2 separate regions of the Homo sapiens genome follow, and region 1 is linked to region 2. Evidence: read pairs that join two places in POLR2A ChIA-PET (ENCODE). Cell type or tissue: HepG2. All regions are shown on one strand. Links, peaks and the distances in the headings refer to the core of each region. The heading gives the core; the rest is flanking DNA.

Evidence for each region. Peaks named below come from ENCODE experiments on the same cell type or tissue, not always from the same donor. Only the 100,000 strongest peaks of a DNase experiment are listed, where the experiment ranks them.
Region 1: POLR2A ChIA-PET joins it to region 2 with 5 read pairs; 19 of 35 experiments call an interaction of 5 or more read pairs at or near these places.

Annotation. Positions count from the first base shown.
Region 1 is chr15:63,052,196-63,054,924 of GRCh38, forward strand. The region is part of intron 2 of TPM1 (tropomyosin 1); the gene reads left to right. Among named protein-coding and RNA genes, the nearest start is that of TPM1-AS, 4.2 kb to the left of the region's middle. In HepG2, for the core only: no CTCF peak of the experiment used is centred there; DNase peaks (open chromatin) are centred at 1,366 and 2,353; H3K4me3 peaks cover 141 bases.
Region 2 is chr15:63,106,819-63,109,842 of GRCh38, forward strand. No RefSeq gene overlaps it. Among named protein-coding and RNA genes, the nearest start is that of LACTB, 14 kb to the right of the region's middle. In HepG2, for the core only: no CTCF peak of the experiment used is centred there; a DNase peak (open chromatin) is centred at 1,353.

The DNA of each region.
Region 1 (2,729 bases), core at 1-2,500, 55 kb before region 2:
CACTGGCAGTCAGCACATGGGCTGCTGTTAGAAGAAAGCTAACTTGGCTGGGTGCAGTGGCTCATGCCTGTAATCCCAACACTTTGGGCGGCCGAGACGGGTGGATCACCTGAGGTCAGCAGTTCGAGACTAGCCTAGCCAACATGGCAAAATCCCATCTCTACTAAAAATACAGCAATTAGCCGAGCATGGTGTCACGTGCCTGTAATCCTAGCTACTGGGGAGGCTGAGGCAGGAGAATCGCTTGAACCCGGGAGGTGGAGGTTGCAGTGAGCCGAGGTCATGCCACTGCACTCCAGCCTGGGAGACAGAGCTAGACTCCATCTCAAAGAAAAAAGAAGAAGAAGAAGAAAGCTAACTCAGTACACTAAGAGTGATTTACATGCCTGCAAATAATTTGTGTCTGGGGTCTTGACCCTCCCCAAATGCCTTGTTATTTATATCTCTGCTTTTAGATAACAGATGGTCATGTGTCTATGGGCTTGTACCGGCAGAGGCAACAGCAGGTCCTTAAGACTCCCCAGGTGCCATGATGAAAAGAACCTTAGAAAATATTGAAATAAGCTCAAAACTTAAAAAAAAAAATACCAGAAATAAAAGCTAGTAAAGGTGAGAGGTGTGGGGCTTTTGGAACATAGAGCATAATAAATCAGAATAAAAAGTAAAAATAAGAAAGAGAAAAAAGTGGCCCTGATTAAATTATAAAATTAAGCATATCTTGAATTCTAACGAGCCAAACAAAAATTCTACTAGGCCAGTATAATAGGGCCTGCAGAGCCTGTCATGGGTTCAGGGTTTTCCCATAAAGATAGGTGTACCTCAGATACTACTCCTAGGTCCTGGCTTTAACCTCAAAGCCCCTCTGCCTGTCCTGCTCTGAAACCTCTGGGGCAGTAGGCATTGACTTCTGGGCTAGGGAGTAAATGTTCCGTGTCCTTATGTGAGCTTCCTATTACCCATTAGCATTGTTTTATGAAGTTTTCAATTTTATATCCTGCCTCATTTCAAAAAGATTGTGATAATCACTTTAGCAGATGATTTGCATTGCAGCAACTGTTCTCCCAGTCCTGGTTAGGATCTGTGCCTGAGGCCTTTTGTGGGGAGTTGGGGTGGGGGCCGGAGAACATCTCAATCTGATCTCAGGAGAGATAAAGACACAGGAGTGAGAACTGCCAGTTCCAAGGTTTCCGTGATGTTCCGGGAAGCCAGGAGAAGTGACATAGTGGAGAGCCGGCATGCTGGGAGCCTAGTGACTTGGATCTTAATCCTGTCTCACACTGATGGCTGTATGGCCTCCACATACTTCTGTGCCCAGGGTCAGAGTTCCCTCCTGCCGCCTGTTTCTAGTCAAGAGCTAGAAGAATAGCCAGCTTCTTTGGGTGGTGGCAAAGGGGATTGTTTATTTATAGTACAGATTCCTGCCCTCCCCCTTTGACCTCCTGAATCAGAATCTCTAGGGACACGGCCTGGAAGTTTGATTTTTTTTTTTTTTTTTTTGTTTTTGAGACAAGAGTCTTGCTCTGTCGCCCAGGCTGGAGTGCAGTGGCATGATCTCGGCTCACTGCAGTCTCTGCCTCCCGGGTTCAAGCAATTCTCCTGCCTCAGCCTCCTGAGTAGCTGGGATTACAGGCATGTGCCACCATGCCTGGCTAATTTTTGTGTTTTTTGTAGAGACGGGGTTTCACCATGTTGGTCAGGCTGGTCTCGAACTCCTGACCTCATGATTGCCCGCCTCGGCCTCCCAAAGTGCTGGGATTACAGGCGTGAGCCACAGCGCCCAGCTGAAAGTTTTTTTTTTAATGCTCATCTCTGAGTTGATTCTGACACTCAGCCACTTGTGGGAATTGCTGATCTGGACAATGCCTAGGGATCCTTCTAGCTAAAAAATTGAGACCCTATTTTTTGGATTTACAGGGCCTCCTCAGGAAGGGGCAGCCACTCTCAGGTCTGCTGTGTGTGCCCTACCATTCCTCCCACTATATCACAAACTGGCACCTAGAAACTGGTCTCCATGCCCAGTCGTTGCTGGGGCACCCTGTATGAAGCCCTGCTGGCTGGTATTCCTGTAGGACATATTCTCTGATGTCCAGGAGTCTGAGGTTCTACAGAATGCCCCTGGGGAAACAAGAGTGGCATTTAGACAACAGCATTCTGTAAACACAGTGCCAAGAGCTAAGGGAAAGAATGGGGGTGGGGGTGATCGGAGGGAAGACACGGATGGATTGGTAGGGGCCCTTTGGGTAGGAAGATCTCATGTGCAAGGCTGGAATGAACATGAGGTGCTGTTTCCTTCCTTTCTGGTGACTCGGCTGTGTGGGGAGCTGGGGATAGAGACCTGTCACCCAGAGGGTTCTTTCCCCAAAGCATAAACAGTCGTCTTTCTGTGAGTACAAAGTCCTTGAGGTTCAGGCCCAGATCTAAAGCAGAGCAGAGAACTTGGAACTTGGTAGCTACAAAAAAGTTTTGAAAATCTTGCTGGCATTTCTCTAATAGGCCATAGCCTCTGTAACAAGGATATTTGCCATCATATTGAAAATGATAAGAAAGGGGGAAAGAAAAGAAAGTGTACAGTGCTTTTGAGTACATAACCTAGACACTCTATGGAGGCTTTTTGTTGTTGTAGGGCTTTTGGTTTGTGTGCTTGGTTTTTTTGTGTGGCTTTAAATTTTGTTTTGTTTTGTTTGCCCTTTGTTTTTGCTTCCGCTTTGAGTCTCCCCCCCACCCTCAAA
Region 2 (3,024 bases), core at 246-2,745:
GTGTGGTTGGGGTCACTGTGCAGGCGTATGTAGATCTCCACAATGAGGCACAGGGGCCTTCCTTAGAAGTGCGTTGGGTATTAACAGTGATTAAGCATTAATTTGCTTTTCTCATTTCTTCCACTTCTCATAATGTGTAATTGAACAAAAGTAATGGCGAGGTTGGAGCACTCTGGCCAGGCTCCCTGTCCAAGATCCTTCAGCCTCATCCTAAGGTACACACTCCTCTCCCCCACTGTGTGCTGGGAGGCCGGGTTTCTAGCCTTTGGGTAGCAGAATCTGACTGAATGTTCCAAAGGGGTCCACTCACTTTAACAAATGACTTTTTTTTTTTTTTTTTTTGAGACAGGGTCTTGCTCTATTGCCCAGGCTGGAGTGCAGTAACACAATCTCAGCTCACTATAATATCTGCCGCCCGGGTTCAAGCAATTCTCATGCCCCAGCCACCAAGTTGCTGGGATTACAGGCATGTGTCATCACGCCCGGCTAAGATGGGGTTTTGCCATGTTGGCCAGGCTGGTCTCGAACTCCTGCCCTCAAGTGAGCCACCTACCTTGGCCTCCCAAAGTGCTGGGATTACAGGCTTGAGCCACTACCTGCAGCCACAGGTGACTTTAAGATATCCAAGTGGTGCCACCAGGATACTTAGGTCCAGAGACTCAAATGTGAAATCCTGGAAATTCTGTCTCAACAAAGCAACCAAGTGTCTTGTTATTAAAAAAAAAAAAAAAATCACATTGTGGCCAGGCGCGGTGGTTCAGACCTGTAATCCCAGCACTTTAGGAGGCCAAGGCGGCGGCAGTATCACTTGAGGTCAGGAGTTCGAGACCAACCTGGCCAACATGGTGAAACCCCGTCTCTACTAAAAATATAAAAATTAGCTGAGCGTGGTGGTGCATGCCTGTGATCCCAGCTATTTAGGAGGCTGAGGCATGAGAATCGCTTGAACCCGGGAGGCAGAGGTTGCAGTGAGCCCAGATCGTGCCACTGAACTCCAGCCTGGGTGAGAGAGTGAGACTCCGTCTCAAAATAAAATGAAATAAAATATAAAAAAATAATGTTGGGGAAAAAAGTGTTCATGCAGGTTCTTATACCAGTGCATCTGTTCTAAGTGAAAAGGGAAAAAGGGCAAGGATTCCAAGACATGCCTGTTAGAGACATCCAGCCTGTAGCAACGAGGCAGATATTGTTCTGGACTGCATTGACTTTTGCACCCAGAGTTATTTGGTTTGACAGACTGCCAAATCCTGAGGTTCAAAAGACCGTCCGTCACAAGTGGGGAAAGGGGCCAGCATTCTTGGGGTTGGATTCCCAGAATTCTCCAAATGTGAGTGTCCATAAGTAAGCCTCTCAGTCTAAGGCTCCCTCAGGATGGTGGTTTGGTTTTAGAGATAGTCCCTCTCCCCACCGCAAAGAATGTTAGGGGAATTCTGACGATAAAAGCATCAACCATGTTGGCCACCTACGAACTTGAACTTAGATATGTAAACTTCTCCCAGAAGCCACCAACATAGTCATGTCTGCGGTTCACAAGGATGGAGCAACCCCCTCACACTGAAGGCAGCTATTTTCATTAGGCCTGTCACAAAATACACAAGAGCTATCATTTCCTCCTTTTAATAATGTTTCATTGCAGACCAGGCACGGTGGCTCACGCCTGTAATCCCAGCAATTTAGGAGGCCAGGAGGGTGGATCACTTGAGGTCAGGAGTTCAAGACCAGCCTGGCAAACATGGCGAAACTCCGTCTCTACTAAAAATACAAAAATTAGCTGGGCATGGTGGTCCATGCCTGTAGTCCCAGCTACTTGGGAGGCTGAGGCATGAGAATTGCTTGAACCGGGAGGCAGAGGTTGCAGTGAGCTGAGATCACACCACTGCACTCCAGCCTGGGCGACGGAGAGAGACACTGTCCCAAAAAAAAAAAAAAAATCAGACTAGTTAATAGTAACTTATATATGCTGTGAAGTTTGGTTCCATCTTCGAAACTTTCCACCTCTTGCCTCATATTCAAACTGTCACCATCTCCTGTTAGATTTTTACTGCCAAACTACTCTGAGAAACCAACCACTCTGCTGCTTCTCCATTGCTACTACCCCAGCCAGGTCGCCTTCATGTCTCACCTCTGTTACCAAAAGGAGCTCCTAACTGCCCTCCTGTCCTCTCCTCCTTCCCCATAAAAGCTGTTCACCACGCTACAATCAGGAAGATGGTTTCAGCACACGTGATGCCATCCCCACTCTCTCCTTGCTGAAAATCTTTGCTCTTAGGCTAAAACTCAAAACCCCCGCCTTGCCCCCTGCCTGCCTATACAATCCCCCTTGACCTTTCCTCCCCATCTGTCTGTCTCTGCCTGCAGCCACAGTCACCTCCCAGCTCCCTGACTTCTCCCTGTCACCTATCCGATGATCACAGTTCAAATGGCACTTCTATAGGGAAGTTTCCCTTGAGGACCCCCAATCTGGGGCAGGTCTGTGTTAAATTTTCATTAACCATGTTTCTGTCCTTAAGAGCAATTAATCTTCATTTATAATTACATATACGTGAATGTGATGATTTGATTAAAAAAAATTCATTTTCTCCACTGGCCTCTAGGCTCTCTGAGCCTTACCCAAAGCCTGGCACATAAACAGTTTCTTGCAGAATGTTTATAGAATGATTTTCAGAAACGTAGAAATTGACTAACACAGAAAATTGAGAATCAGTTTTTAAAAAAAAAAAAAAGTCACCATGAAGGAGGTATTCCCCAAATTTTGAGACAAGGTTACTAATAAAGCTCAGTACATAATGGATGAGATTATTTCTGCACAGAATCCAGAAAGGAAAGTCCTAACAAGTTATCAAAAAGACAGGGGAAGGGCAGAGCAGACTTTGGAACCTGGGATGTGCGGCCAAAAGTCAGAGAGGTAGGGAGAGAAGGGCAGGGAGCTGTGAGGTCCTGGAGAACACTGGATCAAATGCTGTCACTGGGTACTGGTTTGTAACACAATCTGTCAGAGACGTTAATGGATGGGCATGATTAACA